Regions from separate parts of the Mus musculus genome. Here region 2 is linked to region 1. The links are chromatin loops, found by intact Hi-C in ENCODE. Cell type or tissue: left cerebral cortex. All regions are shown on one strand. Links, peaks and the distances in the headings refer to the core of each region. The heading gives the core; the rest is flanking DNA.

Region 1 (8,332 bases), core at 129-8,128:
AGACTGAGTCTAATAGGATGGTAGAAGCTACACTCATAAAGCTTCACCCACATGACTGCCCTCTACCCTCTGGAAGCACTGACACACATAAACTCACAGGGGCACACATACACACATAAACATATAACAAATATTTAAATTAAAAATCAAGTTACACCATTTGTCTTCCCTTTCCTTCCTCCAATATGTAATATATATATACACACACACATATATATACATATATATTAATTCACAGAGAAGTAAAAAAAAAACTTCCTGCCTGCTGCTGGGAGAAAATTATTAAGCTGAGCCTGTTCTGTTTCTCCTTCTACATCCTAGGGGTGCATGGCCTCAGTAGAATATCTGCCTTCTTTTCTTAGGCAAAACTGGATGCTTGGTACTTTCTCCAGTGTTTAAGAATGAGCAGACATCAGAAGCTGCAGGGATGTATCTATTCTAATGAGCAGCATTTAGGAGACCAAAGGTCCTTGTGCTGTTGCTGTTCAGTTCTGTGTTCTGCAACCCGGCATTGAGTCTCTCATTTCAGAGCTGCCTACATTGAAAAACAGCTCAGACCTGGAGGGCTTTTGACGTAGGTGGAGGCTGAGACACCCAGGAACCTGCCGAGTGCCAGAGAAAGGTCTGAGAGCAGTATTTAGGCAGGCGCTGACACATCCCTTGGCTAGAGAGGTGCCTCCCTCGGGACAGCAGCGCAGAAAATGGTAAAGCAACACGGGGAGTCGGCTGGGAAAGCCTTGCCCTCTGGCTTCACCTGTGCATTTGTGAATTCTCCTTTGACAAGGAATTTCTTTGATTTTCTTTTCCCTCTCCAGAGAGGGATAGCCCCAAGTGAGGGGCAATTCACTTGGCTCTGTCTTTTAGGATGCTCTTCTGTGTGTGTGGTAGGAGAGACAGCAGTTGACTGTCTTGAGGGGTGGTAGGAGCAACGGAAGCAGCTGGCGTTCCACTGTGAGCCTTCCTCAGGGTGGTGAGGGGTGGTGGCACGTGGGGTGAATAATGGGCAAGCACTCTGTGTGTTCTGTCCCTCAGGTGCACCAGTATTATAGCTGCCTCCCAGAAGAGAAAGTCCCCTATGTCAACAGTGCTGGAGAGAAGTTGCGAATCAAGCAGCTACTGCACCAGCTGCCGCCCCATGACAATGAGGTAAGGTGCTCGGAGGGGCTTTTGTTGGTTTCCAGGACCTTCTGTGAATTGTCCCTCTTCCTAATCATTGTGATCAGTAAGATTGCTGCCAAAAAACTTCCGGCTATTGATATTAAATTTAGGCTTCCTTAGAATCTAAAGAAACTGGTAGATATTTCTGGGGACCGCTCCTCACCCCACCTCCTACCCCCCTCCCCAAAACCAGTCTCATCCTGGACTGGGTTAGACTCCAAGCCTGGCACGACTGACTAGTTCAGGAAACAGGAAGCACTAACATTTGAGAGCCCAGGCCAGTGCTCTCTGACTTGACTGTGTCCTGCCAGCCGCTTGTGGGAGTTGGGAAGATGACTAAGGACCACTTCATGCCCAGAAGAAACACTGTGAGTCTCTCAGATTCTCAGGATTGTTTCCTAAGAGGCGAATGAGCAGGCTCTCCATGTCAAGGGCAGCTGAAGTAACAGGTCTAGAATGGCAGCTCTCACTAGGATTTTTATCAAGGCAAAGTCAACCTTGTTAGAGTCACCCATCTTTGTCTTGGAAGTATTATGGGCATTCCCTTTTTCTAGTCCCAGAAACACAGCTCTGTAAGCAGGCATGTATTTATTTGAGTTTGATTAGTTTGATTTTTTTTTTTTTGAGGCTGGCTTTCACTTTTCTCAGGATAACTCAGAATGCTGTCAGCAGCTCAGTGACCTCTCAGATCTCCCCTCTCTGAGAGCTGGCTACAGACAACCTACCGTGCCTGGCCAGCGTCACTTATTATTGAAATGACATTGATCCTCAGGAAGAAGTCTGTAAGCAAGCTTTTAAAAGATTGTGTGGGAGGAAGTCAGGCTTCTAAGCTAGAAATTAATTTGTAGGTATCTGGTTTCAAGAATCAAGAATCTTACAGATTTGCACTAGTTAGCTCTATATTTAAAACAAAAGTATAATTAATTTTAAACTGAAAGAAAAAAATTACCCCTGTAGAGATCTGGATACCAGTTTCTACCAACTCATCACATACATGGCCTGAGTCCCAGGTGACATTTTTACATAAAAGGGAGTAATTTGTTTTTGTATTTTTATGGTGTGTGTGTGTGTGTAAAACACACATAATACAGCATGTATGTGAAGGTCAGAGAACAATCTGTGGGAATTGGCTCTCTCCTTCCACCATGTGGAAGGATCAAACTCAGGTTCAGAACATTATGCTTCGCAGCAAGCACCTCCACCCACTGAGCCATCTTGCTGGCCCCAAAAGAGACAGTCTGAGCCGCTACTACTGAGGAACTGAGACTGTAGATCATAGCACAGCCCTTGCCTAGCATGTGCAAAGCCCTGGGCTTAATCCTCCTCACTGCAGAAATAAATATATGAATCTGAATAAGTGAGACAACATCTCAAAAACTCAGGCGACTCCCTAGAAAGCTGCATCTCTCTCTCTCTCCTGCTGCTTATTTCATAGTTCATAAAACATACACAAAAGTTGGCTCCTTTAAAGATGAAAGCAAACATTGTAACCGGATGCCCAGTTAACTAATCTGGAGGTGAAAATGCAAGTTTTTACAAGCAGGAGGGGTGTGCCTGTTTTTAAAGCAAGCCCATAAAATGTCATTGGTGAAACCATGTTTTCTGGGCTGTTAGGTTTCTGGAACATTCCTCTGAAGACTTTTTTTTTTAACTATCACTTGAGAGAAGACAATGATCTGTCCCATGCTTGTAGTGGTTCATTCTGTTTATACTTAAAAGTACTTTCATTAAATAGACATCACTTGGATCACGACTCCATGTTGGTACAATGTGATCGATGAAAGCCAGTAGACAGGATTGATTCATTTGGCATGGTGGCATGGCCGCTTCTGAAGACAGAGATCGACTCTGAAGCAAAGACTTAATGGTTCTCTTTTCATGTAGACAACACGATTTGAACAGACATAGCTGTTCTGACTTTCAGATTAGCACACAACAGTCCTCTCATCGAAAGCTCTTCCTGTCATTGTCTTTATGAAAGATTATCTGCGCAATTCAGCCAACATTTCTAATATATAGATTACTCCAGAAGAAACCATGAAGAGCTTTAGGATCACATATCCCAAAGGAAGGTATAAGCATGACTTGGGGTAGGAGTTGAACATGGCAGTATATGACATTGAATCTGTAATGAAAGTTTTATTTCCTTTTAAATCACATTTCCTCTTTGTGTTGCCATAATCGGATAAGGAGAAGCGCTCGGCCTGGTCCTAGCAGGCATCCTAGTGCCCCTGCAGCCCATTCTGTTCTCCCATTTTAAGCAAGCACATCAGTTTTAACATCTGCTGAAGATGCAGTGGTCACCTGGGGGAAACTGGTTTTGTTCTATGCTTTTAGAGTGGCTCAGAGTCACCCATCTTTGTGGGTGACTGATTTTCCTGTGTGTAGCTGCAATCTACCTTCCTTTTAAATAAATGCATCTAAAAGTGAGTCATAGTTAAAAGTAGCATCAATAAACAATAGCTCAGGATTATGACACAATCACCAAAGGGCATAAACAGTGGCACAGAATGACAGATTCTGGATACGTATACCCTCACTGACCCTCCCTTAATTCTTTGACACTCTGTGGTTTAAAAAGAAGAAAGAAATCTCTCTCATATTTGTCACACTAGTAGAAATCCAGGCGAAAGTCCACCTATTCTTGCATCCCAAAGGGAGACGGAGGCCAGATGATATATGTGTGCATGCCTACAGCCAGGTTGCAGCCATTCCTCTTTGTGGGGGCCGTTCCCGTAGACACAGGAAACCTTCTGCTCCTTACAGCTTGGAAAGTAGAATGTTCCCAGAAGTTGTCGTCTCTGAGCCACTCTTGGTGACTTAGATCTGCATGTGGGAAGAGTGTGAAGGGTGAGGAGCAGTTCTCAAACACCTAGCCTGCCTGAAGCATGAACTCCAGAGTTCACAGCCTTTAGAAAGCCCATTTGCTTATCACCCTTCTTGGTGCTGGCTCACCTTGGTTAGCTCCAAGCGCGGACTTGGTAACGTTCAGCAAGTATCAAACCAAGTAGCAGAGTCTCTGTGAGCCCTGGGTGGGGATGCCAGTACTTCCCTGGAGCAATGACGCCTCCTCTGTGCTGTCGCCCTCTATGTGTTCAGGTTCGGTATTGCAACTCCCTGGACGAGGAAGAGAAGAGGGAACTGAAGCTGTTCAGCAACCAGAGGAAACGTGAGAACCTGGGCCGAGGCAATGTCAGGCCTTTCCCCGTCACCATGACAGGAGCTATTTGTGAACAGGTGAGGATGGACCGGGACAGGGAAGAGGTTCATTCTACAGTGACTGCATCAAATGCCTGTTATCTGCTCAGCCTGCTTTTAGGCCTTGAAGATACAGCAGTGAGCATAAGACATGAAAGCTTAGTTTTCCTCATGAAAGAGGTATGCACCAGGGGAAGACATCAGACAAAAACCAAATCAGTAAAATAGGAAAACTGCAGCAGGGAAGGGGGCAGGAAGGGCTAGGAAGGCAGGGTGGCTGCAGCCGTGAGCAAGACGGTCAAAAAAGACCACACTGAGAAGGTGGTTTCTTGAGCAAAGGCATGCAGAGATGTACAGAGGAAGAAGCATGCAGACCTTGCCTTAAGGCAGGAGGATAACTCCTGTGCACAAGAAACAGTGAGCTGGCCTGTGGCTGGATCCAGAGGCATAAAGGGCAGGCGTGGCAGATCGAGGCAGAGTTCATGGAGAGCCATATAAACAATTGGAAGGACCACACAGAGTGATGGCTTCATCCTTTGAAAATAGAGTTAGTTATCTGGACCATGAGTCAGTTTCTCATTCAGGACCATCCCAGCATGGATGACCTTTAAAGGGACCATATGAGAGGTGGCACCTAACCTTAGTCTGAGTTTGAGGGTCTAAGAAACCCCATGCCATCTCTTTAAGACATCACTGAGTTGAAGGATCTAGATGTACCTTTTGCCTACTCTGCTGTAGCAAGCTTAGGGTGTGGTAGAGGAAAGGCATGTCACGGGCCTAGGCGGCTAACCTCACCCCTCCTCCCTCCCATTCCTGCTTTCCAGGGAAGCCCACCATTGCCTACCCTTCTCTCAATCTTCCCAGTTTCTGTGCAGCATCTTCTAACTCAAGCTCTGGGTGAGAGTCTCGCTGCTTGTTGAGAGAAAGCTGGAGACTATCTGAGAGGAGTAGGGTAGTCTTTAGAACTCCATTTTGAGATTTCACAGGAAATAACTGAACAAATCTGGTCATGAATCACAAAACTGCTTGACCAGTGAGGGGGCAATGGGTCATTATCCTTGAAATGAGTCCTTGAGACTATATATGATTATGTGTGTGGATACTTTAGTCGTTCTTTCATAATCATGGAAGAGAGGGTTGTTGCCTTCTGTGTTGTAGTATCACATACACAACTTACTAGAAACCATTCCTCAAGTCTGTGCCCTCATTCTATGGATCATACTAAATCATACAAGATCTGCACTGGGAGAAGTGCTTGGAGGCACCATTTTTAGTCCCCAGTCATTGTCTGTAGAGCCCATCCATCTACGTGAGCCATCCTGCTAGACACGTGCCATGACCTCATGACCAATACCATGATGAACAGAGAGCATCTTTATAAGCCCACTCCTCCTCCTTCTCCTCCAAGACCCTCAGAACATAACTGTATTCTAACCCTAGCTGTAAGCATGAGTCATCTGTCATTTCTGCTTTGTATACTCTGGTCTTGAAGAGTAGAGCTGTTCAATCAAGATTATATGAAGAGATGCTAGAAGAGAGCTAAAAAGCATGCCTGAAAGGAAGAAGCTATTTAAGAGTAAATGGGTTTATGTACCCAGTCCCCTCTCATTCAGCAATGCAGGCCCTCGCCCCAGCCAAGCCCCCTCTCCGTAGCCTCTCCTAATGATGTTAACTTGGCTGTGTCTCAGCACGTGCTTTGGGATATGTAAGAGATATGTAATAGCTGCTTCATGCTCTGTAAGTTGGCTTGATGTCTGCTGATCCCCTTGTACACTACCATCCTGAGCATCCATCTCTCACACCTTAAGTTTCTCACTCTCTGTTACTCAAGTTGTCTTACTTAGGCCCTGGGGTAGGGGCTCCTGGAAAGAACAAGAGGAATCTGCCCTACCAGGTATGTAAAGCAAGGGACTAACTAGTGTCCATATAACTCCCTAGTAGCTAGCCGTTGGTAATAGTTGGATCATTCTTTCACTATTGTGAGAGCTCCCGCTGATGCTGCTGCGGTTTGTTTCCCTCACAGTGCGGAGGGCAGATTAAGGGCGGCGACATCGCTGTGTTTGCATCACGTGCTGGCCATGGCATCTGCTGGCATCCACCCTGCTTCGTATGCACCGTCTGCAATGAGCTTCTGGTTGACCTCATCTACTTTTACCAAGATGGGAAGATCTACTGTGGCAGGCACCATGCAGAGTGCCTGAAGCCACGCTGTGCAGCCTGTGATGAGGTTAGAGCCCCTGCCCACGTGTGAATATTTTAACTGTTCCTGCATATTCCTGGAAGATAGGGGTGACACCTTCAGTGTCATCTCTGCCTCTGTCTCTCTCTGTGTCTCTGTCTCTCTCTGTGTCTCTCTCTCTCTCTATCTCTCTCTCTCTCTCTCTCTCTCTCTCACACACACACACACACACACACACACACACACATACACACACACACGCACGTACACACACACGTTTACATCTCCCATAGATCATCCCCAGTGTCTTCACCCCTCCCCACCATCCCTATGCTGCATATGTATGCTCATGACCTTTAACTTCCTACACAGGGAGGCAGCCATAGGTGACTCTACTCACTTATGTTACCCTTTTCAGAAAGAAACATCACCCATGCCCCAGTCACAGTGGATCTGGCTGACCATACTCATCATGATGGATTCAGAGACTCCTGTGTAGGAATAGAGTAAGGGGAGGACACATGGTACAGCCACTGAAATTTTCAAATGGCATGTAACTGGTACAAGATCTCTTATAATTAAACATATAGACATATACACAATACGTACATACATACATGCATGCATGCATGCATGCATGCATGCAGAAGTCTTTGAATAACTTTAGATTTCAGCTAAAAATCTGGAAAGTCCACATTTGAAATAGAGATCCACTTCTAGAAGATTCTCTAGGAAAAAAAACTGTCTAGAGAGGAGAATAAAGTGGGTGGTAGTATTTGGGTTTTCTCCCACAAAAGCTTTAGAAGTCAATGGATACCTATCTGGATCCTTCCACCCCTGCCACTACAGGTCTTTGAAAGCCTTGTCCTAAGAAATCAGAATGGCATACAAGGCTCCTGCTTGGCAATTTTTCCCTACTAGAAGCATACCCAAGTAGCAAGTAACCATGGCACACCAGAGCAGAAAGCTTGCCTTCACTGTAGAAGCTGGGAATAGAAAGAAGAGTGTTCTAAACCTGACCCCTTATAGGAACCATTTAGAGGAAAGTCTTAGACAGGGGACTCCAATTCACAGAGTAGCTCTGTGCTTCGGGCTGAGCTTATAAATCGAGATCTGGAAGCAGCATTCTCTGTGTCTGTCAGATCCACCAGGACAAGGATATTTGTCTCTTACGAACTGCCTGAGGGGGTCCACTTTTCTAGAGATTTGGCGAGCCTTTACTTATGTAGATTCTGATGGTAAGGTTGAAGTGCTCAACTCTCCAGCCCTTGCTAGAAAACTGGATATGAGCCAAACTCTGGGAACTTGAGGCAGTCTTTTCGCCTTCGGGCTCAGACACACAAGTGCACATTCATGAAGCTGAACAAGTATCTCTACTTCCTGATCCTGAATCGTGTTCAGCAACCAAAAAGTCAGTAACCTATATCCACTAGATACCATTCTCTTCCTCTTAACCCTTTTTCCCAGCTTTGTCCCTGTCTCTGGATTCAAGAATGCTAGACATCTCAAATGAATAGTATTATGTAATGTTTCCTTTCGTATCCGGCTGCTACCACCTAGCACAGTGTTTTGATAGTTAATTTATGTTATAGCAAATATTAGCTCTTCATTCCTTCTTGTGGCTGAGTAATTAAATGAATCTACATGAACAGTTTTATGAATATGTAGCATTTGGCATAGCCATTTAGTAACTGAGGGTTATTTGTTTTTGCTTTTAACTGTGATGGAGCACGCTACTTAGGAACATTCATGTGTAAGTTTCTAGGTACACATGAAGTTTACATTTCAAATGCTTCT
Region 2 (8,332 bases), core at 18-8,017, 240 kb before region 1:
GCACCATAGACTTGGAATTTCTTTAAGTTTGGCCTTGAGAAAAATGTCCCTCTCTTAAGTCATTAACATTTAAATAACAGCCACCTCTGCACCTTTACAGTGTAATTGTGCTCATTAATTTTTTCAGCGTGTATCTGCCCTTGGTAGTTTGAGAAATTCCTCCATGGAAGACTTTCTGCCCTCACATACCCTGTTGGTCAATGCTTGAAAAACAAGATTTTTACTCAAAATGTTACTTTAACATAAACAAGGGTCCTTTCTTTGCCATAAAGTATCTTAGACTAAGGATAGCATGTGGCATACCTCTTGGATCCAGTTGGTAAAAGTGATTTACAGGCGAGGAAGGTGTACGTGTGCCTAGTCTTTTGACATTGTGGCATGACAGTCTTCAAAGTTCGTGCAGGAGAACTGCATAATTAAGATGCAAAATAAAATCATAAAAATCATTAAAAAATTAACCATAATGTTAATTTTACAATATTGCGTTGGGCCATATGGTTAGCTAGCCTGCAGCACATCTAGCGCTGAAGCTGTAGTGGGACATGCTTGAAAGTATCCGGGAGCACCTGTACAGGTTAAATGCAAATGCTATGCTAATTTACAGAAAGGACTGCCATCTCCTCAGAATTTTCAATCCACATGGTCTTTGAAACAGCAGCCTGTGAATATCAACCATAGACTGTGGTAGTCATCATTATTTAGTCTCTATAGTAACCTTGTGAACTACGTATCTCAAGCATAGAACTCTCAGACACGGAAAGCTAACTGCATATGGAGGCTTAAGCATACATCCTAACACTGGCTAAAAGCTGTTATTAGATGCTATGACTGGTACTTAATTTCTTGAGCTTGAGTCCATGTCAACAAAGAGGCCTTACCCAACTTTCCTGTAATAGAAGATGTTTTTCTAACAGTTGATTGTTTCCTTTCTGCTATTTCCCTTAGCCTGACCAAATAACAGTTAAGTAAGAAAAGATGGTATGTGTTAAATGAATGTTAACTGATTTCCTTTCAAAAGTTTCCTATATCCATATTCAGATGTATCCTCTGATTTAGGGCTATTCATGACCAGAGTCCTGATAGACACATTTTTATCTACATATTTTGTTTCTAACCCTTTCATTTATCCTTGGGAATCTGAGTCCCACAGCAGGGATATAAAGGTTCTCTTTAAAACTACATAACAATAGGAAAGAAAACAAGACATCTTTCAGGGCAATGCATAAATGTATTATATCTCACATTTTCTCACACATGGAACTAATTGTGACATCCTGGAGCTGTTCCTGCATACAGATTCCAGGACTGTGCTGTAGAGATTATTGGAATCCCACCTCTGCTGATGCCCAGTTGGAGAGCCTGCAGTAACAGCCCAGAGCTATGCAAGAATAATAAAGCAAACGGGGCCATTCTTTTGAAAGCTGACCCGTATGTTTAATACATTTCGGTACAGGAATGAAGTCAGGCTTGATTATAAGCCATTTAATAACTTCAGTTAGACTGTGCTCTTCATTTTTAGAGAGTAGGGTTTTTTGTTGTTTTGGGGTTTTTTTTAACTTTTTTTTTTTCTTTTTGAGCTGTGTTCTCTCTCTGGAAGCTAGATTTCTTCTGCCTCTGTTTACCCGTCCTGTCCTAACATAATTTGAGGATACTTTTGAATCTTGCATTCACTCTCTCAGATCTTAGGCTATGACTTCATGAACATGGCCTCTCTAGACTAAGAGCAGCATCAATCATAATAGTAGGGATAATAGGATAGTAAGCTTCCCGTTCTCTTAAAAAACCCCTTTAAATTGAAATCTCATTTTGATTGTTAGTTCTCAATAAATGGATCCCATTGGAACTCATATATTTTTCTAACCTATAGAATATCAGTGTTTATGACTGAGGATCCATAATTAAGTACTGTTAGTTCACCTTCTCTTTGTTACACACCATTAGACAGGAGTGCCCCTTGAATATATTTATCACTGTGGTTATGTGTTCTATTTGCGTGTCTTAGAAAAATGTTTTGCCTACTACTATTCTCTAAGAGTGTTTTGTTGTTGTTGTTTGTGGGTGTTGTTTTATAATTACTATTTCATGGAGGATGAAGGCCCGGGAGGTGAAAGGGCTTGCCTAACAGAGCCGTGATATAACAGAGCCAGGTGAAACTTGAGCCCCTGTCTCTGCCTCACGAGGCATCCCCATTCCTCAAGCAAAGCTCGTAGAATATTCAGCTTCCTACCTTCATGTAAAATCCTTTTAGACTGGACTCCAAGCCACAGGTCAGCACAGGCTAATATGACTATCTTCCAGAGCTAACTGATATCGATATGAGTTCCAGTCTCTACAACCCCCTAAGGTAAGTGGGAATCCCATTTTATAGATGAGAAAACAGGCTCATAAAGTTGTGCCTTGCACAAGTTTTAAAATTATTAATTTGTTAGCCAGGCATGGTGCCACACATGGGAGGCAGAGGCAGGCAGATCTCTTGAGTTCAAAGCCAGCCTGGTCTACAGAGAAAGAGAGAGTCCCAGGATAGACAGGACTACACAGAGAAACCCTGTCCTGAAACCCTCATCCCCAAGTAAAAGAAAGTTATTAAGCTGTAGAGGTAAGGTTTATTTCACCAGCTTAGGCTCCTCCCAGCAGAAGTTGGAACTGATATGTTGGCAGCTCCAAGTTTCAGTGCAACTGTAGGCTATCCGTGCTATTCACAAATGTGGGAATATCCGTAGAACATCTGTAATAATCGCCAGTGAAAATGACAATATTACAGAAAATCAGTTAGAAGAAATAAACAGCGTGGCAAGGGAAGATGGCTGAGCAGGAAAGGTGCTTGCTATACAAGCTTGGAAACCTGAGTTGGGCCACTGGAATCCATGTAGGCACAGGCAAGAACTTACTCTACAGACCTGTCCTCTGATCGCCACACAATGCTGTGCTGTGTGTGCCCCATCTTCCATACACAACAAGCCAGAGTCATGAATTTTCTCCCTGCCTGTCAGGCCTTCCCCAGACTTCCCTCCAGGGACAGGGGATGTGTATCGTGAGTCTACTCTGATCACTTGAGCTTCCTTTTGCCGATTCCTCCAGGTCACCACCTGGTATTGAGTAACAGCTTGCTGTGTGCATGAGCCTTAGGGATGGTTCCACAGTTGCCCTGCCTTTGTTCATGAGAGCCTTTCCCTGGCCTTAAGGCTGAGTCATTAGGGGTGTGAGTAGTTTTGTTCTTAACAACATCCTCTGGTCTGGGATGCTCCCCAAACATTTCTTCCTTTGATTGCAAACACTGGGGGGTTCTTTTTTCTCTTTGGAGGGCAGAGGGCAGAGTTGAATAGGCCAGCATCCTCTCCTGGCAACAGTCCTAGAATTAATTCCTGGACCTGAAAAATCCAAACACCCAAACTTCCTGCAGTAATGAAAACCCACAGCAGAGGGCAGTCTCCTACATATGGCGAGGTGTCCTTGGCCCTGAGCTTATTTAATTGAAAAACCTACAGAAAAGTAATTAGCCTGGCTTCATAAGAGAGGCAAATCCCTTGCTGCCCCCCTCAGCCCACCTTTTGTTTAAAGAAGGCCATTTGTTCTTGAAGTGAAGAGTCCCCCGCGCCCTCCTTCCCTTCTTGTCCCCTGCTACAACTGTTAGGTCTAGTTTCTCTAGCTCAAAGATAGAAAGGGGTTAATTTTAGAGAAGCAACCCCTATTTGCTTTGTTCCATATGCAGAATAGGAAGGACACTGTCGCATGGTCTGTCAGATTTTCTCGGTCCCCTCTTGAGGAGGCAAGCCTGGAAGGAGGGTATGAATCCCAAACGTGTGTTTCACTCTCTCCTGCCAGGCATTCTCCCAAGGCCGTTTCATGCACTCTTTAAATAAGCCCAGATCCCCCATTAAGTGGATTTGCTTACTATTGCCAGTTCACACATGGGGAGATGGAAACCCTGAAACTGACAGGTTTGCTATGTGGTTCTCTGGGCTTTAAGTTGGTCATGTGTTTTAAAACAGGGAGTATCAGGTAAATTGCTCTTGAAACCCCTATTTCCTCTCCATTGGAGACAGAAGCTTGGAGGACAGATTTCCTAGGAAAATGGGTATGTCTGGGGGGTGGAGGTGCTGTTGTTGACAAAGAGCTTTGTTACTCTTTTCTAGTGTCCCGCCCCCCACCCCCAGCTGAGCCTATGCCTCCTCAGAAGGTTGAAGCTGGGTCAGCTTATCCATCAGGACTGTGCTGAGCCTGATCCAATTTTAGCAGTAACCTGCTTCTGCTCCCTAGGAATGTTGCAATAGGAGCTACGGTCCTGGTTCTGCAAGCCTGGCCAGCTCCCATGCGCTTCTGCTCATTCCCAGAATACAAAACACAAACTCAGGAGTGGTCCACCTTGGTTTTTTTGGAGTGTGTCTCTTGGGAACCTGGGGCTTACCAATAAGGCCAGGCTGCCTGGCAGTGAGCCCCAAGGATCTGCCTGTCTTTGTCTCTGGAGTCACAAGTACATGTTACATGCTCAGCTTTTGTATTTTATTTCATGGGCTTGGGGGATCAAACTCTTGTCTTCACGCTTACACAGCAGCCTTTGTTAGCATTCTGTCTAAACTCCACCCCACAGTTACCTGGCAACCGCCAGGTATGCCAACCTTGGTGGGCATTTTTACCAAACGGGAGTCTTATTCTCTGAGGCATCAGTCAGCCAACAGATTTGTTCTGAGCATTTCTAGCCAGTGTTGGATCACAGGTCTCTAAACCCAGTACCAGGTCCCAGGAGCTACTTGATAGAAGTTGGACAGATGCTGGAGTGAAAAGCCACAGTCTAAATGCCTCTGAAGTAAATACAGGCACAGCTTGGTCCCTCTCCTGGTTAGCCTCTGAAGTCACCTGAGAGGAAAGCTGCAGTGGAGGGACTGCCTAGATCAGGCTGACCCATAGACTGTCTGTAAAGATTGTCTTGATTGACTGGCGTAGGAAGGGCCAGACCACTGTGGGCGGAACCATCCCTAGACAGGTGGTTCAGGCTGTACAGGAAAGAGAGCTAAGTACAAAGGAGCCAATCAGCAAGGAGTGTCTGTCCCTCTGTGGTGTCTGTCTCAAGCTGCTGCTTGAGTTTCTGTGCTGGCTTCTCTTAATGATGGGCTGGGACCTGTAAGCGTGAGTCAGATGCATCTTTCCTTGCCCTAAGTTGCTTTTCATCAGAATGTTTTTTTGTCACAGCAACAGAAAAAAAAAAAAAAAAAGTAGAACAGTCACCTTGCAGCTAGTTCACAGAGGTTATAAATGGCAGTGGGTGCAGAGTTAATGGGTTTTCTGGGGTTTACAAACCATGTGACCAGAAGGCGAGAGAGAGAGAGAGAGAGAGAGAGAGAGAGAGAGAGAGAGAGCGCTAGCTAGCTAGCTGATGGTAGGAGTGAGAATTTTTTTTTCTGCTGGTTGCTATATTAAGCTGTACCATATGAAATCGCTGTTTGCTAGGGAAGATCTGGGCTGGGAAACATAAATTTGGGAAGCACAGGCATATTGATGGTATTTAAATCTGTGAATGAGATCACTTAAGGAGAAAATGGAGGTAGGGCTGGGACTGAGAGCCTGCTGCTACAGCCTGAGGCTCTGCAGCCTTCAGAGGATTCACAGAAGAACCACCCCCCCACCCCCCACCCCCCATGAATTATAAACGAGAGAAACATGTCCGAGGAAAACATCCACCCTAGTTGTGAGCTCGATTTTAATAGGTGTGCATGTACTTGCACAAGCTAGAAGTCCTGCTCTCTGATTGCTTTCCCACGTAACCCTCCTCGCTGCTGGTTAGCCTCATCTAGGGATGCAGATACAGATGAAGGAGTACCAGGGGCTGCTGATCTGATGACTCATTGTCTGTTAATGGTTTCTCCCCTTGGCTTCCCTCTCTTCCTCCTAGCACATACCTGCTCTTAGTGAAATTGTCACATCCTATCTAGAAAAATCTGCCTGAGTAAAGGTCTCCAGAATTTTTAAATCCACTGAGCCGTTCATGATGGATTGTTTTGTGTGTCAACTTGGCTGTGCCACAAGGTGCACCCTCAGATAGTTAGTCGATCTTACAGTATTCTAGGTTTTTCTGTGATGGTATTCTTGGATGAGATGAACATTTAAGTCATTTGGGCTTCAGTAAAGCAGATTGTTCTTCAAAATAGAGGTGAGTTTTACCCGGCAAGCTGGACTGACCCTCCCTACAGTGTGAGGGAGTTAACCAGCCTCCCCACCTCATGCTCAGCACTGGCTCTTTTGGCCTGGTAGCCTTTCAATGGGGACAGTGCATCTACTGGGGTCTTTTGCACACTAGCACACACTGTAAGGTTTGGCTTTCTCAGCCTCTGTGGTTGTGGGAGCTGATCTCTTATCCTTAGTCCCTGTGCCTTCCTTCCTCTGCCTGCTGATTTACATCTGTCTTGTGTGTTTATCTCCTGTTTGTCTTTCAAAGAGAACCCTGACTAACAGAGTACTTTAGGGTCTCTCTGTTACATGAGCTTCCAAGGCGTTGGCTCTGGTAGGATCTGACTGCTACACTATTTGTTCTGTTGAAACATGCTCAACAGGATGGAAGCCTTGGTACTGCCACGTCCTCTACGGCACAGCCCTTTGTGCTGGAGTTGCTGCCCTTCGTAAACGTTTCTAAGACCTGTGTTAACCATGGAACACGGCTTTGGACCCTCTCCTGATAACTACTTGGGTTCTGCCTAATCATAGTTATATGATTGACAGTCGCCCTTTTTAAAATTTATTTTTCCTTTTTCAAGTATGCTTTGCAGGTTTTTGGGTTGTTTGTTTGTTTGTTTGTTTGTTTAAAATTGGTGAACAGAAAGCAAGAGAGAATGAATGATGTTTCTGCTTTCTTTGCTTTACCAAGTACAATTCAGTAGCTTTAAAAGGTGTCCCCAAAACCTATTTTAAGAAATATTTGCTGTTTGTTTTGAAAGACAGCTTCTCGTGAATTAATTAATTTAAATAGCTCAGGAATCCCTGGAAAGTATAAAAATAAGTATTTCCCAGGGTTGGAGTTTAGTCATGAGACCCCAGCACAGCTGTGTTGTATTTAAGGTGCTGACCCACAATACTGAGACAGTGAGGTGGTGACAAAGGTCTGAGAGGTGAGGTGACAGCCATATGGCCACAGATAAGGCATAGCATTGGCTAGTCTAGAGTGCCAGGTGGGACTTCAGAGAAACAGTAAGCGTCGGAGGTGACATTGCTAGCTGAGGCCAAAGTTGGGTCTCTGCCTCTAGGTCATGTGGAAGGAGCTGACACCTGCTCACTGGCCAAGATGCACAATGGCATCTGGATTTGTTCTCAGTACAACAAAATGCCTGAGGCTGGGGCCTGGTGACTTGGGATGAAATGTCTTTGAAAGAGCAGAATATGTTTGTCAGCCATCATTTAGACAGGGATATAATTTGCTAATGAGAACTTCACCAAACAGAAGGTTATGCCAGCAGATCCCCAAACCAACAAATGGCTTGGGAAATGGCTTGATCCATAATATGCAGTCCAGTGGATATCACCAAGCAATTTTGTCAACAGCTTGCTTTTCTGCATAGATAAGTGTTGTATGGAAAAGAATAGCAACAACAAAAGTGCTTCAACTTTTCAGGGTATGTTTTTAGATCAATGTGCATTAAGTTTATTATTTTGACTATAATTGATAGTTGTTTCATTTTGTGGAAAAGCAAAGAAGGTTGTCTGGCACAAAATGCCGGGCTATTTTTCTTTCTACATTACTCCCTGGAGCTTGTGATGGTTTGAATTAGAATGGCCCCCATAGGCCACCAACTCCTGATTCCAACTAATGTTTTACTTACTTTTCTATTGCTGTGAAAAGACATCATGGCCAACGCAACTTATAAAAGAGTACCTTTAATTGCTGGCTTGCTTATGGTCTCAGAGGGTGAGTCTATGGCTATCATGTCAGGGAGCATGGTAGCAGGCCATGGGCCTGCTGGGCCAGTAAGATGTCAGTCAACCTAAGGCAAACAAAGACTAGGAATGTAGACGTGATCTGCTGTCATCTTCCACTTTGCCATTGCCATGAGAAAAAAAAAAGTATCTGGCTGTTAGCTGTCTGGTCCCAGACATGAAGGGATCAGGATAGATCCCAGTGTTTCAGGTCTGCCAACCTAGCTGCTAAAGAAAGCCCTGTAGACAGACTCAGAGCAATGACTCACAGCTCTTACATCCAGTATTCTCGTTGTAATAGGTAACTGATACACTCAGGCTTGGGGGAAAGTGTATGTTCTAGTAGTCGAAATTTCCACAGGGAAAATAGCTTTTTTTTTTCCCTTTTAAAATTTTTATTTCCCAAATATGTTTGATACCTCAAAGGTATTGT

What was found. Hi-C counts contacts between places; a loop is a spot of excess contacts. Peaks named below come from ENCODE experiments on the same cell type or tissue, not always from the same donor. Only the 100,000 strongest peaks of a DNase experiment are listed, where the experiment ranks them.
Region 2: a loop joins it to region 1, with 2.2 times the contacts of the local background. A loop is called at or near these places in 7 of 42 quality-filtered maps.

What each region holds. Positions count from the first base shown.
Region 1 is chr6:92,418,394-92,426,725 of GRCm38, reverse strand. Prickle2 (prickle planar cell polarity protein 2) reads left to right here. Exons shown (of 9, transcript NM_001081146.2): 4 at 1,033-1,146; 5 at 4,258-4,395; 6 at 6,380-6,583. It overlaps Gm38862 (a long non-coding RNA gene), which reads right to left. Exons shown (of 4, transcript XR_869273.2): 3 at 4,114-4,890; 4 at 2,040-3,984. Among named protein-coding and RNA genes, the nearest start is that of Gm38862, 18 kb to the right of the region's middle. In left cerebral cortex, for the core only: a CTCF peak has its summit at 4,251; DNase peaks (open chromatin) are centred at 1,538, 3,952, 4,222, 7,870 and 1 more place; H3K27ac peaks cover 2,773 bases.
Region 2 is chr6:92,660,751-92,669,082 of GRCm38, reverse strand. The region is part of intron 2 of Prickle2 (prickle planar cell polarity protein 2); the gene reads left to right. Among named protein-coding and RNA genes, the nearest start is that of Prickle2, 41 kb to the left of the region's middle. In left cerebral cortex, for the core only: a CTCF peak has its summit at 3,414 (motif pointing right); DNase peaks (open chromatin) are centred at 4,223, 5,018, 5,472, 6,354 and 2 more places; H3K27ac peaks cover 4,749 bases.